Regions from separate parts of the Homo sapiens genome. Here region 1 is linked to region 2. The links are chromatin loops, found by intact Hi-C in ENCODE. Cell type or tissue: B cell. All regions are shown on one strand. Links, peaks and the distances in the headings refer to the core of each region. The heading gives the core; the rest is flanking DNA.

Region 1 (15,913 bases), core at 4,766-12,765, 67 kb before region 2:
ATGTTTCCTCCCTCATGATGATAGCTCAGTAAACAGAATCCCTTGGCGCAAGTGACATGCTGGGTGGCCACAGGCTCCAGGGGGCTTCTTGTGTGCCCCCTTCTCCTCCTCTCTTTTCTTAACAATTAGCCCAGCTCAAGTTTATCTTCATTTATTGACTTTTCCCTAAAATTGCTCCCAAATACTTCTTTGAGGCTGCCATACCAATGCCCAAGCAGGAAAATAGATGAGTTCAAAATGGCAGCCCACCCCAGTTTTATCCGACTTGAGTGCCATTTCCCCAGGAAAGTGGGAAGGTTTTGGGGGAAAAGCCTGATTTCCAGGCAGCCAATACACAGACCACAGGACTGTATCACATAGCCCAGCCTTGCAGATGAGATCCTGAGTCTCCCAGCCACCCATGCCCGCACAGTGCTGGCAGTGGGATACTAAAAATTAAGCACCTGTTACCTTCGCTTCTGCTCTACAGATTTCATCCCCATCCCCATCTCCCCAGGGGAGGCGAGGTAATCTGTACCACCTTGGGATCCTTTGGGTTTTCTGACTAGTAGCCCAAAGGGTGGCTCTCAGCCCCCCAAAGCAATGCCCCAGGGCCATTCTACCTCACTTTCCCCATTCTAGCCCCCAGCTTGGTTCCTGCTCTCTGCCCATTCCTCCTAGAGATATGCAGTCAATACCACTCACATCTTTTGCTGCTCCTTTGACAGATGTATTCCTCCCAGCTCAGTTCCAAGCTGAAGGCATGGGTGAGCCTTTGAACAGTGTTAAGTCACATTAGGCACAGAATCAGTGAGGGTTCGGCACAGCAGTGCTGGAAAGACAGGGTCGGGGAAAGCCAGATCTAAGGGCCATCTGCAACTCGAGAGCTAAGGGCCTCAGCTAAACTCCCAAACAGCAAACCTGGCCTCCCCAGGGTGGGCGAAGGGTCTTGGGGCCGGGGGAGGGGTTGCTGGGCTACGGCTGGTTCTCCCACAGATGGGGTGGCTCTGGCTGAGTAGTGGGGATTGACATTTCAGTAGCCAACTGCCTGAGGTGGGGGGTTGAAGGGAAACTTGGAATCAGAGGGAAGTTTGGGAACATTCTTCCCAGAATAGCTTTAAAAATAGGACAGCTTTACAAACCACCCAGGATGATTGAAGGCAGGTGGGATCGAAGCAGATGCCCTCTGGAGATGCCCTCTGGAGATGCTTGTCAGACTGGAACATGTGGGAACTCTGGAGGTTTTCCTGATTGTTCAGCAGATTTCAGAAGGCAGCCTCGGATCTTCCTTCCCCCAGGCCCTTTGTGTGTATTGCATTCGAGTCAGCACCTGGCAGAGAGGAGGCCCACAAGCATCTGTGGAGGGAGGGATGTGTGTGTGGATGCATGGGTGATCGGTAGGGGGTTGCATGGATAGATGGGTCAGGGTGGGTGAGTAGATGGATAGATGGATGACTATAGACTCCACATTAGCTGGCGAGAGTCCTGTGTGAGGATTCATGCAGAACATGGCAATCCTAAGTGGTTAGTTTTGCCGTAGCTTCCTGTTAAATAGATGTCACCTTCACCTTAGGAAGAAGCTATATTTTGGAAGCAGGTGGCATTACTCCTGGCTTTTTTTGATCCTTGGCTGGCAAGCTTACCTTTTACTTGAAGGATACTGTGTCAAACCATGGACTTAGTTGCCAGAGAGAGGCTCATCAGAGCATGGAGGCTGTCATTTCAAGAGCCCCCATAACTGCCATTCTCCTCTCGCTCCCTAGACCCCTTCAGAGTGCCCTACACCCTGCAGGTGGGCCTTAGCCTCTCCCCCAACCTGATTTCTCCAAGGTCACAATTTCTTGGGATTCTGATAATGCAGTTTTTGAAAAATGGGCCATCTCATGGGCTACCACAGATGCAAGCCTGTACTTCACCTTCTCATCTAACCAGGAGTATTTTAAGGGAGTCCCAGATAAAAGGAAGCCTGCAGTGAGCTCTTCCATTTAATGAAGATGCCCATTGGGGAAAAAAGTCACTTCTTAGTTTTATCTTATTCGGGTTTCTTCAAATGGCTTGCAAAGAGGCACCTGCATCCCCAGGCTCTTTCAGATGGGTAGTCCTATTTTCCCAGGAGCTCTTTAACCTGGAAAATAGAACTAGTCCTCCTTCCTCTGGTTCCCCAGAATCAAGTTCAACACTTGGGTATACTTTCTCTGTTGTCATCAGCCTGATTACTAAGAATTCTGTGTTGGGAAGAATTTCAGACTATTAGGGGAGGCCATCTCTCTTGAGGGAGGGTTTAGTGTAAGAATTTAATGTTTATAGAAAACGGCTTTTTTTCCCCCAACACAAGTCTTTGCCATCCACACCCTGGGAAAGCCGAGCCACCTGGCACCCACAGCTCTCAGCCAGGTACCATCTTTCCTGTGCTGGAAGTCACTGGAACTATAGGTCAGGACAGGGAAGAGAAGCAATCCCCAAATGCCCAGGTGTTGGTTGGTTGGTTTGTTTTTTGAGATGGAGTCTTGTCTGCCACCCAGACTGGAGTGCAATGGCATGATCTCGGCTCACTGCAACCTCCACTTCCCGGGTTAAAGTGATTCTCCTGCCTCAGCCTCCCAAGTAGCTGGGACTACAGGCATGTGCCACCATGCCCGGCTAATTTTTTAATTATTTTATTTTATTTTATTTGAGATGGAGTCTCACTCTGTCGCCCAGGCTGGAGTGCAGTGGTGTGATCTCGGCTCACCGCAAGCTCCACCTCCCGGGTTCATGCCATTCTCCTGCCTCAGCCTCCCGAGTAGCTGGGACTACAGGCGACCGTCACCATGTCCAGCTAATTTTTTTTTGTATTTTTAGTAGAAACGGGGTTTCACCATGTTAGCCAGGATGGTCTCCATATCCTGACCTCGCAATCTGCCCGCCTTGGCCTCCCAAAGTGCTGGGATTACAGGTGTGAGCCACCACACCTGGCCTGAATGCCCAGTTTTGAAGTTGGCTAACATGTCCATCATTCTGCATGTTTATGGATCAGTGAGGGCCTGTGTGCCGACAAAGGGAGCAAGCTGGAGATGGTGAGAACAGAAAGTAGCTTATCAACATGGACATGATGACAAGGAAGTGGCCATCCGAACCTCTGCCATCCCATCACACCTGCCCCCACACTCAACCCCACAGCCACCCAAGGGCAGAAGGACTTAGAACAGGCAAAGCCAGCCCACAGCTGCCCAGGGGAGAAGGACTTAGAATGCTCTTGCCTCTTTTACATGCTCACAGCTTCTGGAATATTTGTAAGTGCACTCCTACTGAAATCGCGTGGGTAGCTGATCTGAGGGACTTGTGTGACGAGAATTGTTTCCCCTATCCACACTGCTTAGTGAGTCTGGGCTGGAGATCTACAGTTTCCTTAAGACCATCCTTTATAGAGCTCAGGTCTTTTTTCTGACAGCTGGAATCACAGGTGCCCACCCCAGAGCAAAAAGGCCATGTCAGCCATCTGCAGCACTGGCCTCCCTCTGCCCAGGTCTCCAATGTACTTGTCAGAGTCCCCTGTGGACTCCAAGGCCTCCTGTGATCAGCCACCCGGTAGATGATTTCCCAGAGCACTACCCTATAGGGAATATCTAAACTATCCCTAATTTTTCTCCCTTCAAATCCAACTTGTCTCAGTCCTGTTTTTCTCATAAAAGGGCAACTTTCTGGCTGGGCACGATGGCTCACACCTGTGATCCTAACACTTTGGGAGGCCGAGGTGGGCAGATCACTTGAGGCCAGGAGTTCAAGACCAGCCTGGCCAACATGGTGAAACCCTGTCTCTACTAAAAATACAAAAATTAGCTGGGGGTGGTGGTGCGTGCCTGTAATGCCAGCTCCTTGGGAGGCTGAGGCACGAGAATCACTTGAACCCAGTGGGCGGAGGTTGCAGTGAGCCAAGATCGCACCACTGCATTCCAGCCTGGGTGATAGAGCAAGACTCCATCCAAAAAAGAAAAGGGGTGGGGGGGCAAGTTTCTGAGTTCTGATCCCTTGAACTGTGCTGGCATGAATTGTAGCTGATATTTTACCTTGTGAGTTGACTGGGGATTTGCTGGGGAGACAGAGCCTTATCCTGATGGTGCGGTGTTAATGGGCTGACCTCAGGCACTGTGGTATTCTGGGGTGGGGGGATGCTCTGAGGCAGAAAGTGCCCTTCCACGTGTTCCTCAGATTCATCCAATGAGGCCTGCACTTTTAGTCCTCCCTGGGTTTCTCTCCTGTAAAACAGGAATCAGGCAGTTAGATCTCATAGTACCTGTGTGAGGTAACAGGGAGCATCTTACTAACCTATTCTCCAGATGCAGCTCAGCAAGGCCGAGTGACTTGCCCAAGCTCTGCTGGTACTCTGCACTCTCCTTGGATGTTTGCCCAGGAAGCAGAGCCCTCGGTGGTGGGCAAAGCCAGTAGCAGGTGGAGAGAGACCCTGCCAGGCCTCTCTGCTCCTCTGACCACAGTCAGAGTGTCTCTTATCACCTGGGTAGCACTTCCTCTGCCCGCGGCAGAGCCAGCGCCACCAGGGGCAAGCAGACGGGTGAGGAGGTGCCAGACAGGATTGATAGTTCCAGCCTCCTGTCCTTTCCTTCTGCAGACCTGTGAGGGAGCTGGTGTTATTTTTATCTGGGGACACTGGCGTGGGAGGTATTTGTTAACGTCATCTGGTAAACGCAGTTGAATTATCTGTTGTCCAAGGAACCCTCAAATAAGTAGTGTTAAGCATGCTAAGCCGCTCACATTTAAAGATACAGTTAGACTCCTGGGAGAGAATTTGCTTATGCTGCTGCCATCACAACTGAAGCCCAGAGCTGTCAGTTCCAGAGCCCGGGCTTTATTTAACCCTCTTCGGTTTGGGGTTCATCACACATAAGGGCTCGTGCTTTTTTGAAAACCATGCTTCCCTATCTGTTCTCTACAAGTGGGAAAGTGCTTGCAGTCTGTGGGTTCAGTGCAGGGACAGGTTGTCTGCACTTGCTACTGAGTGTGTGTTAAGTTAGCACAGTACTGAGTTCCGAGTCCCATGAAGTAACTGTGTGGCATACCGGTGTGTGTCCTGTGCAGCCTGCAGCTTTCTAAAGGCAGTTTCGGGGTGCACCCCCACCTGCAGGCCTTACATTATAGCCCCCTCTCTTAATGCGCTCCCCAGTATTTCTCAAGTGCCTCTGGATCTTGCTGTGTCCTGAGAAGTTGTCCCATGGGTGGGAGCATTGGGCACCATTGTCACTCTCAGCAGTGGTTCTCAACCAGGAGTGATTTTGCCTCCAGCAGACACTTGGCAACGTCTGGAGATATTTTATCTGGAGCTTTCACAACTGGGGGTGAGGATAGGGGCTTCTAGTGGCATTGAGTGGGCAGATGCCTACGGTGCACAGGACAGCACCCCCCAAGAACCAATGAGCCGACCGAAAATGTCAGTAGTGCCAAGAATGAGGCAAGGCTGCTCTAATCTTGAGGCAGATGGAGCCTCCTCTCGCTGCCACCAGCGCGTGACTTGACAGGAGGTGGCTGGGTCAGCAGGGCTATGAGTGGAGAAGGTGAATGGTGCCAGCCAGCAGCCTCGGGTCACGCGGAGCAGTTCAGAAAGTCTTACTGAGCTCTGCAAGGCCAGGATCAAGCCAGATTTTAAGGGGATGATAAGCAAGGTGTGGTCTCTGGCCATAAAGACAAACCATGCAGTTTTGTAGAATACTCTCAGTTCACAAGGAGGTTGTATATCTCTTGCCTCATTCAATCTTCACAACAACTTATGGGCTTGATGGGACAAGTAGAATCAGCCCTATTTTGTGGATGACCAAACTGAGGCCCAGTGGGGTAAATAACTTGCCCAAGGTCAAAAAGCAGCCCCAGATGATGGATTTCTGGTCTTTCACTAGAGCATTTGGATCTCTGTGCTCCTCTTCCCTCTTGGGTCCTACTGGATCCCATGTTGGTGAGGAATCAGTCCTTTCTTGTATTTTTATCTGGGGACACTGGCATGGGACGTATTTGTTAACATCGTGAGTGGACACCTGAATAAGGACAGAATGAACTTCCCATCCTAGATGCCACCCTTTCTCCTGGGGAACTTCTATAATAGCCCAAAGCCAGAGTAATTTCATTTTCATGCCTTCTCTGGCCAAGCTCAGATCTAGCCAGGGACTTCCCCATTAATATAGGGGCCAGAAGCCCACCTCTCTCTGTGCACCCAGATTATTTCCTCCCTGGGGTTGCCACTGCCTTGGAGCCCCCCATCCATTTATTCAGTTAACAGATACACACTGAGGGCCTCCAGGGGCCTAGACGCAGCAGGTACATTGCCGAATAAAGCAGACAGAGTTTCTCTGCCCTTGCAGAACTTGCAATCCGAGTGGGAGAGGCAATCACTGAACGCATAAGCTTACAGGTGTGTCATTTCCAGTTATGATGGGGCCACACAGAAGAGCCAACACAACACAGTGAGGGATGTCACAAGAGTGGAGGGCCTACTTAGAGAAGGCAGAGGGCCTCTGGGAGGAGAAAACAAGTAGACCGAGACTTGAAGGAGGTGCATGTGCACCAGCTTTTCAGCAGCCGGAGGAAGAGGGTCCCCAGCTCTGGTTAGAGAAGCACCGTGGGGTGAAGGTGGGGCACCTTGGTATGCATGGTGACAGGATGGATTTTTCTTCCCCACTCTACCAGTATTTCACAGTCAGCATCCCCATCATCAGAAATATCTTGATGGCCTCCATTCACACATCAAGTCAACGTGAGTCCCCACACTGCTGTTTTATACCTGGCAGTTTTGTACTGTTTTGTACTCTCTGCCAGATACTCAAGAGAGGAAAAGAGGAATAAGATACCCAAGAGGCTTACAGTCTAGCCAAGGAAATAAAACATGCAGGCAAAACTAGGGCCAGCCGGAACATCTGCCCCCATCTCCAGCCAGCCCATCACATTCCCCACCCTCAGTCCCCTGATGTCAGTAGCCACCTACTGTTCTCCCTCCTGTCTGCAGAGATACCTTCCCTCTTGCTGACTCCAACACCCACCATACACTGGCCAAGGTGTGGGAGGTCAGCCAGGCTACCCCATAACACCTGGCATGGATAACCCCCCACACACCCATGTCCTTGGTAAGACCAAAGAAGCAGGAGGAGCAGGCATCTGCGGAGGTGCTCCCCTGGCCAGGCATTTTCATCATCACGGTGTTTAGCCGTGTTTCCCTTTTCTGGGTGGGGAACGTGAGACGGTAGAAGACCTGGGGCTTGCCCAGGTCCAAGGGCTGAGTGGGAGTCGGACCAGAGTGCCTCACCCAGGCCTGTCTGGCATTCAAACCCATTGTGCATATCTTGACACACTAGTGATTTTCATGTATTTTTAGCAGAAGAGTTGTTTTTCCAAACTCAATCTCAGGCGTGTCCTCAACCACATGAAACAGACCTGGCAAAGGGCCTCTGCCTGGGATCCAGGAGCTTTGAGTCTGCCCACTCAACTGCCCTTCACCCATCCCCACAGGTGGCCCAAGCCTCCTTGGGAACAACACAAGGGGCCCATCTAGTCTTCAGACCGGATCTCAGAACGAATGGAGAAGGTCTGAGCACTTCCTTCAGGGCCACCCCCACCCCCGGCACTGCTCAGAACAGACCTCACTGAGTCCAGTGGGGCAGAACCACACAGAATGGCACACTGTGAGAGAGGGGCCCATTCAGACAGAGCCCGGTGCAAACAGCTGCCATCCACGTCTGCAGAAATGGCAGGCACAACAGTCACTTCCTGGTCTATAACCCCATATGGTCTCCAGAGGCAGGCACAGGCCAGGATCACCATTTCACAGACGCAAACGTTGGTCTCCCCCAAGCTCCCTAGACTTTGTGTCCTTCTCTATCCTGGCTCCCTCCGCCTCCGGCTGTTCCTCAACTGTTGTCCAGTAGACATTTTGGGATACGGCTTAGATAAAGGATGTGTGCACTCCCATTGCAGCTTCCTTGAGGGATAATGCCACATAAATGTTAACATGACTTTTAAAGACCATCTGTGGCAAAGTTCAAAGTTGTGGGTGGATGTGAGCTTCAGGCCGAGTCATTCTGGAATCCCCATTATAGGTCAAATCTTTTTGTGAGCATTTCAAGGGGTTTTCTCAAATTCTATAAATAGCTTAGTAACGCCTGTGTATTCATCTATTTTTAAAGCCAGTCTTCCGGACAATTTCAGAAGTAATTGGGCCACTCATTGAAAGTAGGGTTTCAAAAGTCATTTCTTCAGCTTCCAACTGCTTCCAGAGCAGAGGGATCCCAGATGCCATTTCTGCCTAGGGTTGGGGACCCAACCTTCTTAGTAGAACCTGGTCCAGGCAGAAACCGTGGAGAAGACTCTAGGAATCTCCAAAAAGCTGGATAAGCTGAATTCTGGCCCCAGCTCCCAGTTCCTCCCACAGGAAACCTTGGATACAACATTCATCCAACTTATGCTTCAGTTTCTCACATAGCAGAATATGGGCACAGTCACCCTTTGCTGATTAGGAAGGGTTATTACACCTGTTTGCGTCACTCTGTCACCTGGGTGCAGGTCAAAGGTCTCTTTCATTTTATAGATAAGGATGCAGAGGCACGGTGACTGGCCTGACAGTCACATGGTGACTTTCCATTTTATAGATGGGGACACAGAGTCACAGCAGTTGGCCAGTCTTGCTGTCCTTTTATTTTGCGGTTGGCCTGCTCCTCAGGCTGAGGCCTCAGTGAGCACAGCCCCACTCTGTTTCCACAGAGAGCTTCATGTCATGGATAAGACCTACCACCTGTGCCCGGGCCTAGGCCTGGCAAACACCTGTCTCCAAGCCCTCGGCCTCTCTCCTGGGCAGGATGGCAGCCAGGCAGGGAATATCCGAATTCTGCAGAGACAACAACTCAGCCCTCTCCTCTGAGGACCTGGAGGGAAGTGTAAGGCAGGGGTGGGTGGCTGTCATGTCTGCATGATGACCTTTTCAAACTTGATGCCTTGGGGGGTCCAAAGAGCACCAGGCCCAGGATCAGAGACCTGGGTTCCAGCTCTGTCAACCTCAGAAGGTAGGCAGATCAAGGAGCCTCATCCTCCAGTGAGCTGCTGTGTGGGGCAGAGCCAGGAAAGCTGCAGGAAGTGCCTAGAAAGGCAGAGTGCTGTGTAGAGGTATGGCGAGACAGTGACATGAACATCAGGCAGGCGGCAGAGAAGATCAGGGCGCCAGCACGGGCACCAGCTACTAAGTGTGTAATCACTGAGGGCTGCCCTTGAGCCTGGGAACTTCAGCCCCCTCACGCCCCTTGACCTGACAAGTGGTACTAACGTCCTCCCTGAGGCTGAGTCCAGTGACACCTTGCTTTGAGGAATTCCTGCTTGTCCCACTGGTATTCTTCATCTGTCAGACAATCCAGCCTTCTCTCTCTGCTCAGGCTGAAAGGAAAACTTCCAGCCTCTTCTGAGGGCTTTTCAAGGCCACAGCCACAGCAGGTGCTGGCTCCCTTGCCTGAGAATAAGGCTTCGCGCCTGCCTAAGTGTGAGACAGAATTCCTGCTGGATCAGCCTGACTTCTCAGCTTCTCTCTGCTGCAACCCAGCGCCATCCCCCCGCCTCCCTGTCCCCTCCTACGGATCAGCAGAGCTGAGCCTACCTGACCTGATTTTGCCAATAGAAATATGCTGGGTGCTCACAGCCTGGGAAACTTGGAAATGTCTCCAGAGTGATCCAGATTTAGCTGGAAGTGGCTGATGGCTGTTCCCAGCCACAGTGTGTGCCCTTTGTCTAGAGCCAACTGCTGGGGAGAAAGCATTTCCAGCCACAGTGTCATGAACCATCAGTCACAGAGAATGTGTCTGGTAATTTTTTATTAATAATAGTTAAAGGATCGGCATTTGGGGCTTGATTTTCATGTCCATTGATTAGAGCAGATTCAAGATAATCCTCATCATATCACTCTCTCTTCATTCTTTTGGATGGGACAGAAAGGGCAGCAATCACCCAGTACATCGGGAATTTGACATGATGCTCAGGAGAGTGTCAGGCACCTGTGACAGCCACCCGATGGTCCTAGGTAAGGCCTGTGATTGCAGGGGGCAGCTGTTATTTCTGCGTGTGGTCCAGGGATCTGTCACTGAGCCCACCTGCCCCAGCTGCAGAATGACCACATGACCTGGTTCTGTCCAATCAGGGAACCCCATCACCACAGCCACAGTGATTGGGCTGAGAGATAGTCATGTGATGAGCAGGGCCAGTCAGAATCCTTCCCTGAGATTTGAGGGTTTGACATTTGGGGAGGGGGGGCTCTGTCTTCCTTTTGGCTCAAGAACCATTATGAGAGAGACCAGGTGCTGCTGACCGCCATCTTAGCCATGGCAAAGGGAGAACCTGTCTGTGGCAGCAGAAAAATCAGTCAGCATGCAAGTCAAAGCCCAGACAAGGGAGAGAGGGGAGAGAAGGGAGGACCAGCCCTGGGGTTGCTGTTTGAGCCCTGGGGACAGGCTGTGTCCTAGGGCCCACCTTCCATGTAAGACAGCCCAGGCCTGTGTGCCTCTTCAGCTAGTCTGAGATGGTTTCTGTCACTGGCATCCAAGAATCCTCAGTGTCTAGGGGCAGAGCAGAGTGAAGCAGTGGAATGGTCAGGGGTCGTTGGCCAGGGAGATCAGGGATACTTGGGGAAAGGTTCAAGTCCACCTAAAAAGGGACACACCCAAACCCAAGGAGTAGTTCAGGGCCCAGCTGGCATCAGAACTCAAGCAAACTTGTCCCAGGGCGGAGGCTGCAGCCCAGTGCCCACATGGTCCCCGTCTCCCTCCAGACAAGATGTGCAGCCACCACAGACTGTTGCCAGAGTGCAGAGTGACATGCAGGTCAGATTCTGACTGCTCCAGAGTCTAGGTGTGGCTGAGTCCTCAGGGCCAGGCCTCAGGGCTCAGCAGGACTGAGCCAAGACTGGCAGCTGTGGCCAGGACGTGGCATGATGGCCAGCTGTGAGTACAGCCCAGCAGACATGCCCCTTGGCTGGGCTGCATGTGCAGACTGCCAGGGGTCGGGGGCGGCCAGGTCCGAGGCAGGCTTTGGTGGATGGAGTAACTCAGGATACAGCTACCAGGTCTCTCTGCCGCTTATTCAGCACCTACTTTGCACCAGATACGTTGCACATGTTACTCATTTAAGCCAAGGAGGTTTGCCTGACCCAATCAGACTGATGCCAAGACCTTCCACGATGCTGCCCTAGGTGGGTGTGTGAGAGGCAGGGTCCATGGGCTGCCACCCAGGACCCGGGCAATAACCAGATCACCCCTTCCCTGCTTCTCCTCCTATCCTGACTCCAGCTCTGCTAGAAGCACTGCCCACCCAGCCTCAGTGCCCACTTCTCTGACTCTGCCCCTCACCGTCCAGTCCCCAGCATCCAGGCCCCAGTCTCATCCTCATCCCCAGGGCCTGGGAATCCATTATTTTGTCACCTAGGAGAAGCCTGTTGTACTGATGAGTTCTTTTTGTCCCAAGTCACAGGAACCAACTTGAGGTGGCTTAACATTGCTAAATCCTTTTCTGTAAGGATTCTGAGGTTTCATGGAGCCCAGAAGTCCCAGGGAAGGACAGAAGGGAACATTCAGGGTCGTCTCTCAGGCTGGGGGTAACCTGATGTGTCACAGTGTCTGTGGGTTCCATGCTGCAGGCCAGCCCTACGCTTGGGAATTCCCAGCCCTCTGCTTCACTGTTGATAGGAACAGGTGCCAAGGAAGGACTGCACTGTCTCTCTGAGCTGGAGGCTCCTGTCCTGGGCTCCTCCCAAATGATGATGACTGGGGTGAGAAAAGAGCCTTCCAGGAACTACCCAAGGCCAGGTCTAGCCATGGGGGCCAGGCCGCAGGCCCTGGGCTGTGTGATAGGAACGGAGGAGTGAGGGGGCTTCACTGGTGGGGGGGACCAAGGAGGAAAGCCTGCCGGGGGGATTGCAACTAGCCTCAGCAAAGCCCTGAGGGGAGAGTCTGACACAGGGGAGACTCGGGGTTGGGGTGGAGCTACATTGACGTCAACTGTGACCCCACCACACCACCAAAGGGCGGCTCTGCGGAATGTCGTGGCCTTACTTGAAGCAACCCTGGGAAGGGGGAAAAAAAATCCAATAAGCCAAGAAACATCACTGTATGGCAAAAATGTTACCCACAAAAGTGAAACAAATGTCATGAGACGGTGGCCTTGGAGCAGGGACTGGGACTGGCCCAGAGAAGGTGGGAAGAAAATATCAGGAGTGAACTGTCAGCCACAAATGAAAGAAAAGATGAGACAGGCATACATGCTGACTCTGTACTCTTATGTCTTAGATTAACAGCCCCCTACCCTTTGGACAGGTTGTCCTCTTAGAGAAGAGCTGTCTGACCACGTACCGTGGGATATTTATGCATCCGGTCCACACACGTTCATTGAACACCTACAACGAGCCAAGTCCCATTCCAGGGGACATGAAGATGGCTCAGAAAACAGGATTCCTGCCTTCAGGAAGCCCTTCTAGCAAAAAGTCAGGTCATCAACAGACATCAGACCTAGTGGAGGTGATCAGGGCTGGGAAGGAAGCATAGCAGAGTCGGAATGAGGAGTCCCGGGGGCTGTGGTGGAGGGGACAGCCAGGGAAGCCTCCCTAAAGAGGGAATGTGGGAGCAGGAAGGTGAAAGAAGGAAAGTTGGGGCCAAATAAAAAATAAAGCACCTTTTATTTGAAAATTAGTTTCCTCTTTTCAGTATAAAGAATTCTGTCAAATATGTTTTTTAAGCCATGCAACCAATTGCCCGGGAGAAGAATGCCTGGGATTGACTCCTGGCTGCTGGGCTCCCACAGCTCCCCATGGTCTGTCCCTCCCACATGTATCCAGCTTCTCAAGGAAAAGAAACTTCCTGCTAGCAGTAAATAAAAGTGCACTTTCTCCTCCCCACTGGAGAGATGGCAACAGCAGCCACCTCTCTGGACAGAAACAAACCAGGGTCACTGGGGGCATAGCGTTTGGATGGGCAAATTTCCCTAGGCCATTCATTTTCCAAGAGGGAGCCCGAAATGAAGGTGAGTTTGCAGCGATTGGTAGGGGCTGCCCATCTCCCTCAGGAAGTGTAAAAAATATATGCATCATAGTCCTTGTGCCTCGACTACCCCCAACCCCACCCTCCAGCAGCATCTCCCTGTGGTGGTTTGCGCTGCTGGGTGGTGTGGGGGTGTTTTTTCCCCTTTGCCTGTATACAGCTGTTTTTGGCTTGGCCACTGCGCTCCACCATGCCAGAGCTCATGTGGTTATCCCGAGTGGGAAGAATTTCCCAGAATGCCTTGAGAAACCTGAGACACTGAATGGCTTTCAGGGCTTATTGATGTGGCCGGTGCAGGAAATAGCAGTACGTCAATAAATAGTTTTAGGCAGGAAACGGGGCTTAAATGGTAGCCTTAAAGTTTGGGGAAAGGCACTAGGGGTTGCTGGGAGGTAGCCTGCCAATCAGATGAGAACCTAGAGCCAAATACCAGGCTTTGAAATGGCTGCCACCAATCTGAGGCCCCTTGCTGCTTTTGGATACAAGAGGCTGAGGTTAGGGGCAGAGCTAGAGGAATGGCTTGTTTCGGTTGGCAGAAAGGACTCCTTGTTCCAGAGGAAAAGCTGGCAACCTATAACATGTGTCAAGAGGAGACACACAGGCTGGGTTTTGGTGGCCTCTGGGCGGGGCATGTTCACACCCCAGTTCCCCACCCTTCTCGTGAGAATCACTGCTGACTGGCAGATTACCAGAAGAATTCCACTGTCCTAATGCAAAAAATCAAGGAAAAGGGTCACAACCTGCCAGTTTCTTTTAAAATAGCTGTTTTTCTGATTATAAAGAGAAACATTCACAGAGAATCAGAAATTCAGAAAGTAATGTAGAGAATAAAGGTCATCCATAATTCCGCTATTGAGAGACAACTCCTGTGAAACACTATTTCTCCTCTTTCTTTTTAAAAAAAACTCTATTCATGGATGAGATTATATGGTAAATGCAATTTCAGTTTTGCTTTTTTCATTTAACATTATATAAACATTTTCCCCATGCTATTGTAAACGTTTCATAAACTTTTTGTTGTTGTGTTTTTTTTTTTTTTTTTTGAGACAGAGTCTCGCTCTGTTGCCCAGGCTGGAGTGCAGTGGCGCAATCTCGGCTCACTGCAACTTCCACCTCCAGGTGCAAGTGATTCTCCTACCTCAGCCTCCTGAGTAGCTGGGATTATAGGTATGTGCTGCTATGCCCAGCTAATTTTTTTGTATTTTTAGTAGAGATGGGGTTTCACCATGTTGGCCAGGTTGGTCATGAGCTCCTGGCCTCAGATGATCTGCCCATCTCAGCCTCCCAAAGTGATGGGATTACAGACGTGAGCTACTGCACCTGGCCACATAAACATAATTTTTAATGGATGCATGAATCATCATTTACTTAATTGTTCCCCTGTTGTTGGGTGCTTAGGTTTTTAGATTTTTATGTGCATTAAGCTTATTTTTTCTAATATTTTAAATTGTTTCCTTATGATAATTACCAGAAGTGCAACTACCAGAGCAAACAATAAGAACTCTTAAGACTTATTTTAAGGATTTTCAGAAAAGTCATACCAATGCCCATATATAAGTGCCTGTCTCACTGCATCCTTACCAGCATTGACAATTACCATTTTAAGTTGTCCTTATATATATAGATGGGAAAAAGACGTTTTCATTCATTCAATTACTACTGATATTGAATTAAGTTGTTTTCATATATGTATTAGTAATTTACATTTTGACACAGGATTTACCTCTTAATGCCCTTTCCCCATTTGTTCATGAGGGATTTCATACTTTTATTACAAATTTGAACACACTATTTATATATTAAGACCATTGCCCTTTGTCACATTTATTGCGTGTATTTTCCTGAGCATATCAATTGTCTTTTAATATTTTGATGCATTCTTCCATTGTCTTAGTGAAGAAAGCCCCCCTCCTTCCAGAAATGTGAGAAATACTCTTTCATTCTCTTCAAATTTTTGGTCCTTTTTTTTTTTTTTTTTAACATTTGACTCTTTATTCCATCTGGAATTTATTTTAGAGCCCAGTGTGAAGTAAGATTCTAAATTATTTTCCTCCTGATACTTAGACAGCTGTCCCTGCACTGTTGCTTGAGTGAATAATGCTTCCTTTGCCACTGATTTGTGGTCCTCAAGGGATCATGTGATAAACCTTTGTGGATGCCAAATTTGTTTCTAGGCTATCTGATCTAGCTCTCCATTCGGATGTCAGCTCTACAGCCTCTTAATGAATAAAGCTTTATTAAGGATAAGTTAAGAGTAGTGTAACTCTTTCCAATGTTGTTTTGTTTTTAGTTATTTCCCTTGCTATTCTTTCAAATTACTTTTAGGATTATTTTTTCAAGTCTTCATTTCCTTTTCTCCCAAAAAAGTTCACATTGGGATATGGAGTACAGATTGATATTAAACCTGTGAATTATTTCAAAGAGAATTACCATCTTCACAATGCTGTCTTCTCAATAAGGAATTGTGTGTGTTTCTTCGCTAGTTGAAGACGTTCTCTTAAATCTTTCAGTTTTGTTAGGCAATTTTCTTTATAGAATTCTTGCATATTTCTTAATAATGTCACTTAAGTATTTTATTGCTTTATTAAATGAGCTTTGTACATTAAAATCTCACTAGTTAATTCTGTCATAAAAGAAAGCTGTTGATTTTGTGTATTAATTTTGTATCTAAATATTCTTATTAATTAGTCACTGAACTCTCTTGTTAATGATACTCTTTATTAAAGGCTTCTCTCAGATTTTCCATATATTTAATCAAATCATTTTATCTCTTCCATTCTAAGGGTCATAGGTGTTGCTGCCGTTTTTTAATCAAGCCTATTGAAGTAATACATTACATTTATAGATTTCCTGATACTAAGTCATCCATGCCTTCCTGATAAAAATCTACTTGGTTA
Region 2 (15,913 bases), core at 3,463-11,462:
GGAGAGACCTGGGAGTGGGAGCTCAGGTCAGGGAGGAGGCAGGGGAGTGGGGTCTCCCAGACCCAACGGTGAGCTCAGAGCAAGCTTCACGCAGGACGCTCCGAAACACTGTGTGGAGGGGGCTGTGTTGTGGGCACCTTGGGGCCTGATTCTCCTTCCTCCGAACGGGCTCCTTGATGGCCTGGCCACAGGGGCAGCTCCCCATTGGCTGTTAGGACCAGAGTGTGAAGAAGAAGTGAAATATAAATATGTATACATATATAAATATATTTTTAATTACATGTCGTGTCACGGTGGCTCCAGACATACTGTTTGCCTAGTTTATTCCACTGCTTGAAAGCGCTTCCTAGCCAATCTGAACAACAACACTTTAAGCTGTTTTTCTAAATGCAGGTTGCTGCTCCTTTTTCAGATATGGAAGGAAAACGTTAAGACTATTTTTTTTTTAAAGAAACAACAGTCAAGCCTAAAATTTGAGACCCCGAGGCAGCTTCCCGAGGGAGACTGCTCAGACAGGAACTGCAGGACAGAAGTGGATGCCCCACAGACCCTGGCCCCCTCCCCAAGTCCATCCCCTCTCTGTGGCATGAGGAAGGCCGCGTCCGAGTTGACCTCTGAATGTATGTGATGAGAGGCAGAGCTGGATATTGCATTTCTAAGGCTTGCATTGCTTTCCCCTCGCCCGCGGTTCTTGGCGCATGGAAGAGGCGGTCCAGCCATCTGATGTTGATCCTGTCTCAGTCTCCCCACTGCCTGTCAGGATGAGTTAGTCATTGTTTTTCTCCGAGGCGGCCTGCTTGCCACAGCCCTGCTCCCCAAGGCCTGGTGGCTTTGCCGAAGCTCTGGGACCGCAGCCCCAGCGAGGCCCCCAACCTCACCCAGACGAGGCCAGGAGCCCCGCCACCCTCCACGGGATGTGCACCCTCAGACCCCATTCTCTCTGTTCGTCCTTCCTTGACCAGTCTGTAAACCTTCACTGTTTGGGGATCGTCCTGTCCATCCATGTAAATGTAAATGTTGGCCGAGTCGGTATTTATTCTGATTGATTTTTATTTTATTCTATTATTTTCTCCGAGGGATGAGGGTGGGGGGTGTGGGAAGGGTACCACAGATCAGGCCGGGGCAGCTGTAGGGGCGGGGGCCCAGACAGCCAGGCCGCCACCAGAGCAGCCCCATGGGGTGCCCCAGACGCGGGCCTCCAAGAAGCCAAGTCCCAGTCTGTTTTCTGGCATCAGACACCGGCCCGTGTTCCTTGTCAGACAGACAGACTCTCAGGCCTGCCTGGGGAGTCGTGTCCCTCAGCTGCAGGGCACTGTGTTGGGAAACCATTGGCTGGGCCTTTGAGGACACAGATCAGAAGAAAGAAAGACAACTTTCCTCTGCGCGGAACACTCACACGGAAGGGCTGGCCGCCTCCCTGAGCCGGCTGGGAGTGGACGACAGGACCTACCTCCCCAGAGCAAGGGCCTGGGGCTTCCCGCCAAAGCTGCCGCGGAACCCCGCTAGTGCGACCACCCTCCCTCCGTCGGTATGTCCTGCTTTCCAGCTGAACCCAAACTACAAGTGGGTTTAAAAAAATAAACACCACCACCAAAAACAAAATGCCCAGAGTCTGTGCTCTTTGTGTGTTCAGCAAAAGAAACCTTTTCCCCAAGCTCATGTGCCTCAGCTATACTAGCAGGGCCTCCAGGAGCTGGCCCAGGAGATGAGCTGAGGGGAAGATTCTTGCAAGAAGTTGGTCCAGGAGACCATGGGTGAAGGAGACTTACTTACATCCCCCAAAACTGGGAACTAACTATGACCTATCCAAAGTGACCTGGACCTGTCCAGGATCAAGCCAGTCCTGGACAAAATGGCTTTTGCACTAAAGGTTTGGTTTAACCAACCCCCCCCAAACCTACCCCTTCCCTGGAAATGTCACTGTGGCATTTGGCAATGAGTCATTTCAAGAGGGCTGAGATTTGGGCCCAGTGGCTTTCAAAAGTCAACAGCGAGTGGCTGTCCAGTCCCAGTTGGTCAAATGAGTCTTTCATCAACGAGTCCCCAAAGGGCCCAGTGATTTCTTTTCCTGTGATGACATGTCTCTTGTTTTGCACAATCTTGTCTATGGCAAGGCACTGGGGACACTGTTTCCTGGTAACGCTCCCCTTTCCTTGGGGATTCTTTCTGGCTAGAACTTGCTGGTCCTTCAGCTCCTTGCAGGGGTCGCACCAGAGCACCAACTCCCTTCCTCCTTCCCTGGCCTGGCTACAATGGCGGCCAGGGCCTCCCAGGAGCCGGGTGAAGGCATGTTGAGATTCGGGCCTTGCCCTTCACTGAGTCACACACCCACCATGACACTGACAGGGACAGCCAGAAGTCCACAGACTGGGTAGAGAGAGAGAACATTTTAATTAAACAACTGAGGTATGTGGCGGGCCAATTTTTTTTTTTTTTTTTTTTTTTTTTTTTTTGAGATGATGATGGACTCTCGCTCTGTCACTCAGCCTGGAGTGCAATGGCACGATCTCAGCTCATTGCAACCTCTGCTTCCCAGGTTCAAGCAATTTTCCTGCCTCAGCCTCCCAAGTAGCTGGGATTACAGGCACACACCACCACGCCTGGCTAATTTTTTTTGTATTTTAGTAGAGGTGGGGTTTCACCATGTTGCCCAGGCCGGTCTTGAACTCCTGAGCTCAGGCAATCTGCCTGCCTTGGCCTCCGAAAGTGCTGGGATTACAGGCATGAACCACCGCTTCCAGTCCTAATTTTTGTATTTTTAGTAGAGACAAGTTTTCGCCATGTTGGCCAGGCTAGTCTCAAACTCCTGACCTCAAGTGATCCACCCACCTCGGCCTCCCAGGGTGTTGGGATTACAGGCGTGAGCCACCGTGCCAGGCCCAAATTTATTTTTATAAAAATGCAAAGCAGTAGAAGCAGACATTGGAGGTCAAGATCAAAGGTAGGGCGACGATGAGGAACAGAGAGCCTTATCACACCCTGCAAAAGAGAAAGGAGATTTTCCTGGATGGGCTAGTCCTGCTTCCAGAAGGCCCTAAGTTACTGAATACTACGAGACACAGCATCGAAATAATACATGTTTCAATCCTGATTTCACCACCATCTTTCTGCTTGTAGGCATTCTCTTGTCATTTTAGAGTGTTTGTTTACATTTGTACTGGGATGCTCACAGCGTAACTTATAAGGGCCTTTTAAGGACCAAGGCAAAGATGATGATAGCAGAAAAATAAAGGGTTGAGCAGTTGAAATGGGAAAGAAGTGGTCCTGCCTTACTGATCTCCCTCATTCCTGCAGTTCCGCAGCGGCTTCCTTACACGGTCTCAGCTGGTCCCGTGAAGTAGGCAGGTGAGTGTTTTCGATTCCCATTTTATAGATGCGCCAAAGGCTGATCACCAGAAGAGCCAAGGCGAGGGTGAGCCCAGAAAGTGAGTGGGTCCTTCAGACTCCTCATCCCTGCAGCGCCCCAGGGAGCCAGCCAGTCACACCAGCCAGACAAAAGGAGCAGCCAGCTGCCCCCGGGACTCGGCAGGCTGCGGGCAGGCCACGTGGGCTTCCCGCTTCATTGGTGGAAACTAGGACCATGATGAAATACCTCAGATCAGGAGATTTCAGTGGAGTGGGCAGAAGGAGCGATGGTGCAGAATTTGGTGCCGTTCTATAAAAGGACCCATTATCATATGTGCAGTGTGTGTTGCTGGATCCCAGTTTCCCCCAGGCCAGTGAGGGGGACCCTGATAGGGGGACATATCAAGCATCAGGGTCAATACCCGAATTGCCTGGGAACATTTTCAAACTACATACTAAAACAGCACACACATACACACCAATATTTTCAGAATTTGGGCCTTGGGGAGCCCCTCTTCTTACTGGTACATGTGTGCTATGCCTTGGATGGGTGCAAGAGAAAAGATGGTTGAGAGCCGCCATCCATCACTCCTGGAACACAGTACGATGATGGCCATGGAGAGCTGTCATAAGTAGTGCAGAATTATTGTCTGGGGACAGCAGGCCATGCTGCTGTGCTCTTTTGCAATCTCAGGGTCTGCCATCTTGGCTGAAACAACACTGGCTGGCACATCTGCAACATGGGGCAGGGGCTCTGGCAAGTTGCTTGAATGTGGAACAGAATCCATACCATGGACTCGGGCTGCATTCTCACTCCTATGGGCCTTAGGTACTTTTGCCTTCATAGGCCCCTTCTTCCATTTAAAAAAAAAATGGAAATATTATGACTACATTGGTAATAGAGACAAATATATTATTTTTATTAAAACATTTTCTCCCACCTAGAAGTTCATTTTTTTACCCCTGATTTTAAAAAAATTAAAACACTTTGTGGGCCCCTAAAAAACATTTTGTGGGCTCCTGTCTTAGTCCATTCAGGCATCTGTAACAAAGTACCATAGACTTGGTGGCTTATGAACAACAGACATTTATTTCTTAAAATACTAGAAGTTGGATGTCCCAAATCAGGGTGCCAGCATAGTCATGGTCTGGTGAGGGCCTACTTCCCAGTGGCTAATTTATTGGATCTTCATGGCAGAAAGAGAGTAAGAGACTTTGCTGGGGTCTCCCTTATAAGGGCACTAACCCCATTGATAAGGGCTCCATCCCTCTGACCTCCTCACCTCCCAAAGGCACCTCCTAATACCATCATATTGGGGATTAGGATTTCAACATATGCATTTAGGGGACACAAAAACATGCCATCCATAGCAGCACCCTTTGTATATGCCTAACAGGTGTATTGGCCCTACCTGAGTGTCATCTGAGCTGGGAGTCCCACCTTTCTCTGCTGCCCACCTGATCTCTGGGTGACTCAGGGCTGGGGAGGGGGAGTGGTTCAAAAGCAGTCTTCCAAGGAAGCAGTTGGCCCGTGCTGGAAGCAGATGCAGTAGCTGCCTCTGCCCTGGACTGGCTGCCAGCCAGACAGCTCCAAGCGCCAGCCAGAGCAGCTGTGTTTGCCGCGCTAAGGAGGCTGGCCCCTGAGAGCCCGATTCATCACACAGCACTTTCTCCCCTCTGCAGCCCTTTAGCACACATTATCTGGTTACGGTCTCACCAGAGCCCCGTGAAAGAAGTAAATACAATGCTTATATCCATTTCAAATCTGGGGAAACTGAGGCTTACAGAGCCATCCCATAGGTTTGAATGGGGCTTTATAGTCTTTAAATATATGACTATGTTCGATCCTTACGACAGCGCTGCCAGGTGACATGTTTTTGACACCATTGTAAAGAAGGGAGACAGGCTCACAGAAGCAGAGTAACAATCCCATGTCATGGGACCTGTAGGCACAAAGACCAGGCCTCGAATTGCTGCCTTCTTAGTCCTAAGATGGGACTGGTGGGTGGGTATGGGGACCAGGCTGAGGACCCAGGCCACCTTTGTGCCTGAGTCCCCTGATCCAGGCCTGTGGAGTGCAGGTCTGTGCTTCCTGCTCAGTGTCCCATAATTCTAACTGGTCTCCATCTTCAGCCTCCCCATTCACTGGGCATCCCCTGGCTCCCAGGCAGAGTCCTGAGTCTCCTGCAACCCATGGGGGCATCCATTCCATGGGTGGAATCAGTCCCAGGTGACAGATTAAGTCTTACAATATGGCCAGGCCAGGCACAGTGGCTCAAGCCTGTAATCCCAGCACGTCGTGAAGCTGAGGCAGGAGGATCACTTGAGCCCAGGAGTTTGAGACCAGCCTGAGCAACATGACAAGACCCCATCTCTACAAAAAAATATATATATTTTTAACTAGCTGGTCGTGATGGCACACACCTGTAGTCCCAGCTACTCAGGGGGCTGAGGCAGGAGGATCACTCGAGCCCAGGAAATCAAGGCTGCAGTGAGCTGTGGTCGCACCACTGCACTCCAGGCTGGGTGACAGAGCAAGACCTGTCTCTAAAAAAAAATAATAAATAATATGGCCAGGAGGCCAGGCATGGTGGCTCACGCCTGTAATCCCAACACTTTGGGAGGCCAAGGTGGGTGGATCACTTGAGGTCAGTAGTTCAAGACCAGCCTGGCCAACATGGTGAAACCCCATCTCTACAAAAATACAAAAAAATTAGCCGGGCATGGTGGCGCAGCCTGTAATCCCAGCTACTCGAGAGGCTGAGACAGGAGAATCGCTTAAACCCAGGAGGCAGAGATTGCAGTGAGCCAAGACCGTGCCATTGCACTCCACCCTGGGTGACAGAGCGAGACTTAATCTCAAATAATAATAATAATAATAATAATAATAATAATAATAATAATAATAATAATAATATGGCCAGGATCCCACAGCTGACCTGAAGCAGAGATGGTTCAAGGGTGATGCTCTGTCTCCTAGTCTCATCACCTGTGCCCACGTCTTTCAAGTGAACCCCTACTTGGGTCCCACCTTGTGCTGGGGGTGCTATAAGGAAATAAGCAAAGGAGACAATGCCTTAACCACCTTGGCATGGTCAGTCTCCTGGGAGCTGGAATTTCCAGACAACAGACAACCTCTCATAGGCCTAGCCCAACTCTGGGTAGGTCCTGGTGCAGGGTCCCTGCCTGTGGCATCTGCTGTGCTACAGAGAGCCAACACCTGGCCCAGGCCTTCCAATGGGGACCATTCAGGGCTTGACGAAGCTTCACTTTCCAGCCCCAGAGAGGAAGGACCACCATTCCCCTCCCTTCCCAGAACAAATCAGGTGAAACCCAAATACCCACCTAGGCCAAAAGAAGAAAACTTCCAGTGGGAACCAAGACAGGCTAGCAAGGTGAAAAGAGACTTATTCTATAGCATTTCCCCCAAATAACAAAAGTGTGATTAAAGCAGGTGAGAAGCCAATTTTAACAACACTTGTATGCATACACAGACCCTTGCAATTCTGCACACTCTAAAATCTTACTTTTTGTGGCTTAGAATGTTTCAGCACTCAGTGGAGTTTCTGCAGCCAGCAGTCACACCTACAGAGTTTCAAATCCGTGTAAACGCTGTGTCAGCCTAACCACCAGTGTGATTCTGTGTCATTCGGGGGCAAATGTTGATGTTTCTTGGGTAAGTGAAAGATCATGCAGAGAGCTTCCGGAAGACCATCCTTAGGAGCTGAACTGAAAGAAGGCCTCTCAGAGGGGCCACAGCCTCCTTCTCCCTGTGCTAGAGACAAGTCCCTAATAGCCATCTATGCTCAATGGGACTCAATGTGTCTCGGGAGCCTGGAAGCCTTTTTCTGCCCCATTCCTGACATCATGCCACCTACACATCAGACACAAGGCACCCGGCCCACTCCATCACCTCCAGTTCCCAGAAATGTGCAGGGAGCTCAGGTCAGGGCTCTTGAATCTCCTGCTGACCCAGCAGAACATACGACACAAAGGCATCTCAAAGGCAAACAAAATGGGTGGGAGGGAGGCTCATGGCCCAGGCGCGTCATCAGTGCAGTCCTGTTCAGCCAGGGCAAGGCTCAGCCGGGTGCAGCTTAGAGGAAAAGGAGAAGTGCTGAGGCTGAGCAGGTGGGGAGGGACTGTAACTCATGAGGTGTGTCGCCAGATTGGAAAGGGGGCTCAGGGTCCGTGTTGCCTAGCTACTGCCATGTCACTGTGTGACTAACAAGCCCCAAATCTCAGGAACTGCAACACAGAGGTTCACTGTTCCTGATCACAGGTCTGCAGATGGGCTGTCTCTGATCCACACCATGGCCTCCCTTTCTGGTGAGAAGGGGCAGAGCTCAGCATGCAGTGAGTCACAGAAGTTAGAAAGCACGTGCCTCTGTCTACTGCCACCTCTTTCAGGAAGCTCTCCCTGACTGCTCCCTAGTCAGGGTTACAGATCACCCCTCGGGGCTCCCACAGCTGCCAGGGATGTTCTGCCACAGTCCTGCTCCCTGGGCATGGCCATTGGTGTGTAGATGGCAGATGCCTGCTGAGGATGAGCGTGACTTCGTCCCCTCTGTCTCCCCAGCACTAAGCCAGGGCCTGGCCCCAGCAGGTGCCCCATAAGCATGTGGGGGATGAAGGGAATGGTCCAGGTACTAAGGGACTGAGGGGCTTGGGGAGGGAAGAGCCAGCTGTGCCTGGAGCCACATACTCGAGGCAGGGCACTCAGGGCCAGGGAGGAATACAGGGTGGGGCACGGGCAGGGCCTTCCAGTGGGGAGGGCTGGGGGTCCTCAGGGGCCTGATGTCTCACTGTCTAGAGAGGCCTGGAGGTGGGTGGGGAGTGCTCTGTGGTCATGGGTGCCAGAGTCTTAGCCAGTGCGGAGGGCACCTTCGTGCCAGTTAGGAGGTGCCCTTCCTCCAGGTGCCCAGCCCTGCCCCAGAACCCTGGGAGCTGCCTCAGACCCACAGCTGGGCACCCTTGTGTAGGACACAACCTGGGCGCTGCATGTGAGACTCTCTGGGTGTGGAGTGTGACTGTGTTGTGTGGGGGTGCGGGATGTGGTATATACGCACACACGCAGGGAGCGGGGTATGTGTGGTTGGAGAGGGTTGCGTTGTGTGTTGTGTGGGGTGCGGGATGTGGTATATACGCACACACGCAGGGAGCGAGGTATGTGTGGTTGGAGAGGGTTGCGTTGTGTGTTGTGTGGGGTGCGGGATGTAGTATATACGCACACATGCAGGGAGTGGGGTATGTGTGGTTGGAGAGGGTTGCGTTGTGTGTTGTGTGGGGGTGGGGGATGTGGTATATACGCACACGTGCAGGGAGCGGGGTATGTGTGGTTGGAGAGGGTTGCGTTGTGTGTTGTGTGGGGTGCGGGATGTGGTATATACGCACACATGCAGGGAGCGGGGTATGTGTGGTTGGAGAGGGTTGCGTTGTGTGTTGTGTGGGGTGCGGGATGTGGTATATACGCACACGTGCAGGGAGCGGGGTATGTGTGGTTGGAGAGGGTTGTGTTGTGTGTTGTGTGGGGGTGGGGGATGTGGTATATACGCACGCACGCAGGGAGCGGGGTATGTGTGGTTGGAGAGGGTTGCGTTGTGTGTACATGGTGTGAGAATGGAGAATTAGTGTGGTATGCGTGTGGTGTATGTGTGTGTGCTGTGTGTGGGTGTGTGTGATGTGGGGTGTGTGAATTTGTGCTGCACTTTGCAAGCCTCCCAGGCTGGGTGGCCTCTGTGCAGGGAGAGCTGGGAGGCCTAGCTGTGAGGGTGCCACGTCCTAGAGCCAGAAACACAGGTGTCTCAGTGGCCAAGCCTTCGCCTGCCCCTGGGAGTGGGGCCGGCACGGGGTCTGCAATGGCAGAGAACGGGCTGAAGGTCCTCAGTGGGCAGGCACAGCTGGCCTCCCCTCACGAAGGCCCTTCCTTCCAGAACTCTGGACTATCCCTTAGTTAGGGAGGGAACGGTCTGGACAGACTGAGCCGAGGAAAATATTCCTGGTCAAGGGATGCCCTCAGCTTGAGGCGCCTGGTCGGAGGCTCAGAAGAGATCTGGGGGAGATGCCGGGTCCACACAAGGATGATGTTCTGGAAACCGGAACTGCCCAACGGTGGAGGAGGCCGCTTCCTAAGGGAGCAAAGCCCCACACCCTATGCCCTTGATGAGTTCCAGCAACACTGCGGCCCCCTCAGCCATGGTGTTGGAGGAATCTCCCCTTCACGGTGCAGGGCATGGGTCAGAACACGACCCCACAGACCCCTCACCCTCCTGGGTTCTATAGAAGCAGTGGGGATGCCGGGGCCACCTCCTTCCATCAATTGCACCTGCTGCCCCTCCCCAGAAGTTCCTCCATCGCTTTTCCCCAGTGGCCCCTCCAAATACTCCAGGATACCAGGATGTGGAAGGCACTTTAAAGCCACCCTCTCGTTTTACAGATGAAGACCCTGCGGCCCTTACAGGGAAGGGACTCGCCCAAGGTCACAGAGGTACAGCTAACACCACGGGCACGCCTCGAACCAGGCACCCACCTAAGCGCCCTCATCTCCTCACGCCACGCCCGAGGTGGGACCTTCTCCATCTTACACAGGGGAGGACTTGGCCTGGGGTTGAGAGAGGCCAACATGGCCCAGGTCACAGCACTAGAAAGACGGCAGGATTCTCACAGGGTCCCCTCTGCTGCCAAGGCCCTGCTGCTGACCCTGACGCACACACTCGGTGTCCCCCACACAGCGATGAATCAGATACGTCCACAGAGAGAGGTAGGAAGAGGTTTAGTGAGGCCAGGCAGCTCACTCGGCTTCTTTGAGCCTCGGTTCATCTGCTGAAAATGGGAATGCACAATCCCATCTTGCTAGACTGTTTGGAGAAACAGTGCATGAGCTTTGAGTCCTCCACAAATTACGGCTCTCTTCCCTCTTAACCACGAGACTCGCCCGCCTTGCTGGGTCTGTCTGCTGCTGATTCTCTTGGGCAGTGGGCGTGCAGTAAAGCCTATCTGCTCTCCCGCTAGGACCCACTGGGACTGGGGTCAGTGGACAGGTGTTGGTGTGGGGTTTGGCTGAACTTCTAAGCACTTTTGAAGCTGAGACTTAGGTTGCTGGCCTCACCATCCTCAGTGAAGCACTAACAAATGAGCCAAAGAGTCACCCACCAAACGCCCCACTAAGCACCCATCAGCTGACCCTGAACACCTGCTGGGTGCAAGACAGAGCTGAGCCCTGCCCTGGGAGATACAGAAGGAAGACACACCTGCCCTACCCTCAAGCCGAGTGTTGCCACTCTAATTGAAGATTTAAGGCCAGTCGCTGTCCAGGTGAATGCCACAGTCCCTTCCTGTGTTCCCAGTGGGGAACCTGGCAGGCGGCGGAGAGGGCGGCATGTAAAGAAAAGCCCACAATGAGGTGTTCTGCTGACCACACACAGCTGCACCTTCTGGTGATGGAGTCGTTAATACCTGGAGAGGGGGCCACCCAGCGAGGCAGTGGCGTAGGGACCCAGTCTCCTGGTGGGGAGCTGACCCAGCACACGAGGTCGGCCTCAGGGTGGGCTGCCAGTGTGCAAACAAGTGCTGCCTGGGGTCAGGCAGACAACGGTCAAAGTCAGAGTCTCTTTATCAGAAGAAGACAGGAAGAATTAAGGGAGACATCTTCCTGCAGCATGCAGAATGGATTAAAGGGGAGAGGAACGGTGAGGAACAGCAGGAAAACCAGTTAATTGGCCAGGTGGGAGGCACCTCCATGGGGGAGGAAAACTAAAGAGGGTTCTGCGGGCTCTGATGTTCAGCCAAGGCCAGCTGTCTCCATCGCGGGCGCCTGGCATGGTGCAGAATGAGGCGTGACACAGACCTTCATTTTCTGTAGCTGTAATCTACCTCTTTAAATAGCAAAACTTTTTATTTTCATTTTTTGGTAGCAATCTTTCCCCGGGGGATCCTCCACATCCCAAATTTCTCAGAAGTCAGCGTGTGTTGACTTCCTTGGTGACTCAGGTCCTTCTGACAAGGCTAATGAGTAGACTAGACTGCAACACGGGGTTAGCCTCAGGATTGTCAAGGTAGACCCCGTCTGCCTTGCTTTTTTAATTACTGGATCTGCATTTTACAATTGTTCTCCCTTCTCTGTCATCATAAAATTCTTCTTACTACTATCAGTATACCTGTTGTGGCCTGAGAAACTAGACCACCAAACTTACCCAAACTATTTGCCGAGTAAGAGGAAATAGGCCCTGAGTGAGGGCCTGAGGGGCATTTTCATACCAAAAAGCATGAGCTTTCCTGCATGAATGGGGGTTCGAAGCCACCCATTGATCTGCTCAGAAACCATCTTTGCCTGCTTTCTCATCCCCGGTGACTTTCAAAAGTATGGGACCTGCCAGATAAGAAATGTTTTGCTGACCTAGAATTAAAGTTGTGCTAGTCCCTGGGGTCCTCCTGAGGGGCCCCTGAGGTTGGCTGGGGTTGGGGATGGGACTTATTCTAGTTTTCCAGGGAGGAAGGCTGAGCCTCAGAGGATCAGAATGGGCCAAGATCAGACAGTGAGTCAGGGTGAGTCATGCGGCCTCGAGGCCACACCACACGTCCCAGCATCAGAGCTGGGCAGAAGGGAACTGGAGGCCCCTGCTCTCAGGGAAAGGGCACTGGATTGAGAGTCGGCAGAGAATTCTAGTCCTGCTTCCACCCCAACCAGCTAGGTGCTCATGAAAGTGTTCTTTGGGCCTCAGTTCCCCCATCTGTAAAAGAAGGATGGGTATGTTAGATTTTAAGGTGGGTTCTCTGTGATTTATTTATTTATTTATTTATTTATTTATTTATTTATTTATTTTGAGACGGAGTTTCGCTCTTGTTGCCCAGGCTAGAGTACAATGGCGAGGTCTCAGCTCACTGCAACCTCCACCTCCCAGGTTCAAGCAATTCTCCTGCCTCAGCCTCCCAAGTAGCTGGGATTACAGGCACGTGCCACCACACTCAGGTAATTTTTGTATTTTCAGTACAGACGGGGTTTCACCATGTTGGCCAGGCTGGTCTCAAACTCTTGACCTCATGTGATCCGCCTGCCTCGGCCTCCCAAAGTGCTGGGATTATAGGTGTGAGCCACCGCGCCTGGCCTTCTCTGTAATTCTTGAGTTGTCTTTGTTAATTAGCAGGAGAGGGAGGCAGGAACGGAGGGAGGAGAGACAGATTTTAACAGCTGTTCTGCGTGAGCCCATTTTGGCCCCCAGATTCCCTCCATCCCCTAGTCTGTTCTCCTTTATGGAGTTCACTCCCCTCTAATCCCGTTTCTACCTAGGCTAACCCACCCAGGAGAGCTTTGAAATTTCAGTGGAGTCAACCACAATTCTACAGCCTTTGAGGAAAAGGCCTAATAATGACGATAGCCTACAGATGCAAAGCTCCTCCTGGGAGCACAAGGTCTTGCACCTCTTCGTGTCCCTTGAGGTCCCATTCACAGGGACCGGCTGCAGGCCCAGGAGTGATTTGCCCGAGGGACTGGGCTGGGAGTCAAACCAACATGTGTGGACTCCAGAACTTTTGACTCTTCAGCTAGCTTTGTCTTTGGCACCTTCCATCTGTGTCCTGGGCCACATCTTCCTGGCTTCAGTTGTTTCTTTCTCTATCTGGCACTCAGGGCTCCCAAGCTGAAGGTCCTGATGCTTCAGCATGAGCCAAAGCATTCCCACCTGAGAGAGACCAGGAAGGAAGGACAAAACGAGGACCCATGGAGGACACCAGGCAGTGTGGCCCCTGCACCCACCCCACTAGCTGGACAGGCTACTCAGCATTGGTGACCCCTGCCTGCCTCCAGGTCCCTTTCCATTCTTGGTGACCCCAGGCAGAGCCCCCAAAGCCAGTATGCTCGCCAAAGCCCCATGCAGTTGGCTAGAGCCCAAGCCCTCCTTTTCTGCAGCGACTCCACCGGGCTGGGCTGGGGCTCGAGCTTGGCCACTTTCCTGGGCCGCTGCTGTATCGATTATTTTGGCTCCCTTTTTGCTGGGGATATCAATTTAGTGGGTTCCCAGGATGGCTGTGTTTTAACCTCTCACCCTGGTCTAGACTCTGTCGGCTCCCGCTGTCCCTGGGCCAGGAGGAGATGGAGGGCCCCGGGTCTCTCGGGCAAGCTCTGGAGCCGGAGGATTTCCAGGAACAGAGGCTGGGATCGCCTGGCGGCTCCACAGCCCCGCCAACCTGCCTCCCTTCAAACCGGCCGGTGAATTATTAAAGATGCAATTTCCTTTCATCTTTCCAGTAAAATCGCTCCCTGTGCCATGATCCACTGCTTTCCTGTCACTGGCCAGGCAGGGGCCTTGGCAGGACCCTCATCCACTCTATTCCCTCCCGGTGCCTGAGCCCTCCTAGGAGTCTGGACAGGACTGGCCCCTTCCTAAAAGGGTCCAGGAGTCTTAAGGTATCTGGGTGGGGCAGAGGAGACTTGGAATTGTAGAATATCGGAGCCCACCATTTCACAGCTGAAGGAAGACGAGCCCAGAGTGGGCGAACAACCAGCCCAGAGTAGCACAGCAAGCAGTTGGCAGAGCTGGACTGGAACTCAGGCCCAGTCTCCCGGGGTGGGGATACCCCTACTCCTGCACCGGAGCAACCCTGGGACTCCCAGCGCTGTCCCCTATGATGGCCCCCGAGACCCAGGCACCGGGGCGAGGACGTTGGGTCAATCTGCTGCTGGATCGATCAGTTTTCGGGGTGATTTACAGTCTTTGCCCGTTATTTACCATCTAGTCTCCATCTCTGCAGCAGCGAGTTAGCCGAATGTAAAATCACAGTGATTACTGCCCTCTTGTCAGTATTCATTGTTTCAGGTTTATCAGTTACTACTGGTGATCATCACAGAGAGGCTAGCGAGAGGGAGCCCAGTGTCATCCTGGCCAAATCGCTGGTCATGGTGCCTGAAGTTCTCCCTCTCAAAGCCTTGCTCCAAACCGGCCTTCTCCAGAAACCCCTTCCTTGAGTGGCCCCTAGAAGAGTTCAGATGCTCCACTTCCTCTTTTGCTCATCCAAGCTCCGCTGTGGCAGGGGCATTTGGAAAGCATCTGGGGTCTTCTGCAGATGTTTTGGCAGCCTTGGAGACATCGTGCCCTGTGCCCAGCCCTGGCCAGCTGCTCTGGAGGCACCACATGACCACGGTGTCTCGGTCCAGGGCTCGAGGTCTGCCCAGGGTTCCCAGCCAGAGGGAACCCAGAGGGATCCTCAGACTGCAGCTCCTTCCCAGGTTGGCTGCAGCCCCCAGGCCAGGCTGCAGGGGAAGAGCCGGCCATCAGTGCTTTTCTCCATAACAGGACAGAAAGCCGCTGCGGAGCAAAGGTGCCTCCAGGGACAGACAGGGAAAAGCTTGCGGGAGACAGCCACCCTCACTGGCCCCTCCTGTGGCGGGAACAAGCTCCACAGGCCTGCTAAGATCACCAGACCCTGACTCGAGCTGTGAGCCAGTTCATTGCCTACTGCCCACAGCTCACCGCAGCCAAGCCCAGCCTGGCCGTGACCCCTAACGCTACCCACACCAGCTTCACATCCTGACGTTTTCTGACCCCTCTCCCAAAAACCTCCTTGCTTCCCTCTGGCCTCTGAAACAGAGAACCTCCTTGCTTCTCTCTGGCCTCTGAAACAGGGTACCTCCTTGCTTCCCTCTGGCCTCTGAAACAGGAGACCTCCTTGCTTCCCTCTGGCCTCTGACACCCCCCTGTGCTTGGGTCCTTCCACCCGAGTGAGGGGCAGTACGGTATTGTGGTCAGTAGGCCAGGCTCCAAAGCCACACACCTGGCCTCCACCCCTCCCAGGCCATGTGGTGTGACTGCAGACAAGTCATTTAACCTCCCTGTGCCTCTATTTTCTCATCTGTAAAATGGGGGTGATGGCAAGAAAAGTAGTAGCCACTTCAGAGGGTCGTTGTAAATATTAAATGAGCTACTTCTGTAAACAGTTATAGAAAACGAAAACTACTCTGTAACATCAGAAAGCAGGTCAGTGGTTGCCTGAGGACAAAAGGAAGGGTCCGGATGGAGAAATTACCAAGGGTTCCGAGGAAACGTTGAGGGGCAATGGGTTTGTTCGTTATCTTATTTGTAGTGATGATTTCGTGGGTACATACATGTATCAAAACATAGCACATTGTACACTTTGGCTTTAAATATATCTCAACAGCACTGTTTATTTATTTATTTATTTTGAGATGGAGTCTTGCTCTGTTGCCTAGACTGGAGTGCAATGGCGCGATCTCTGCTCATTGCAACCTCCACCCGCTGGGTTCAAGTGATTCTCCTGCCTCAGCCTCCCGAGCAGCTGGGACTACAGGCGTCTGCCACCACGCCCAGCTAATTTTTGTATTTTTAGTAGAGACGCCATGTTGACCAGGCTGGTCTCGAACTCCTCCTGATCTCAAATGATCCACCCACCTCAGACTCCCAAAGTGCTAGGCCAACAGCACTGTTTAAATTATCGTGTGAGGTAATATGCGGAAGTCACTCAGTAGGCATCAGGCACACAGTGAGAGCTACATCAATATTAAATGCTGGTGTTACTCTCTCATGTCCCCTGCCACCAACCCCCACCCCTGCTCTCT

Evidence for each region. Peaks named below come from ENCODE experiments on the same cell type or tissue, not always from the same donor. Only the 100,000 strongest peaks of a DNase experiment are listed, where the experiment ranks them.
Region 1: it touches region 2 in a loop (14-fold over the local background); 5 of 110 quality-filtered maps call a loop at or near these places.

The regions. Positions count from the first base shown.
Region 1 is chr18:48,793,540-48,809,452 of GRCh38, forward strand. The region is part of intron 9 of CTIF (cap binding complex dependent translation initiation factor); the gene reads left to right. It overlaps LOC105372106 (a long non-coding RNA gene), which reads right to left and starts at 4,364. Exons shown (of 4, transcript XR_007066463.1): 1 at 4,285-4,364; 2 at 4,026-4,214; 3 at 1,122-1,309; 4 at 616-811. RefSeq lists an enhancer at 7,754-8,193. In B cell, for the core only: no CTCF peak of the experiment used is centred there; DNase peaks (open chromatin) are centred at 7,824 and 8,007.
Region 2 is chr18:48,861,616-48,877,528 of GRCh38, forward strand. It overlaps CTIF (cap binding complex dependent translation initiation factor), which reads left to right. Exons shown (of 12, transcript NM_014772.3): 12 at 1-1,602. Among named protein-coding and RNA genes, the nearest start is that of CTIF-AS1, 28 kb to the left of the region's middle. RefSeq lists enhancers at 753-1,304, 7,074-7,183, 11,764-12,058. In B cell, for the core only: no CTCF peak of the experiment used is centred there; a DNase peak (open chromatin) is centred at 7,516; H3K27ac peaks cover 1,424 bases.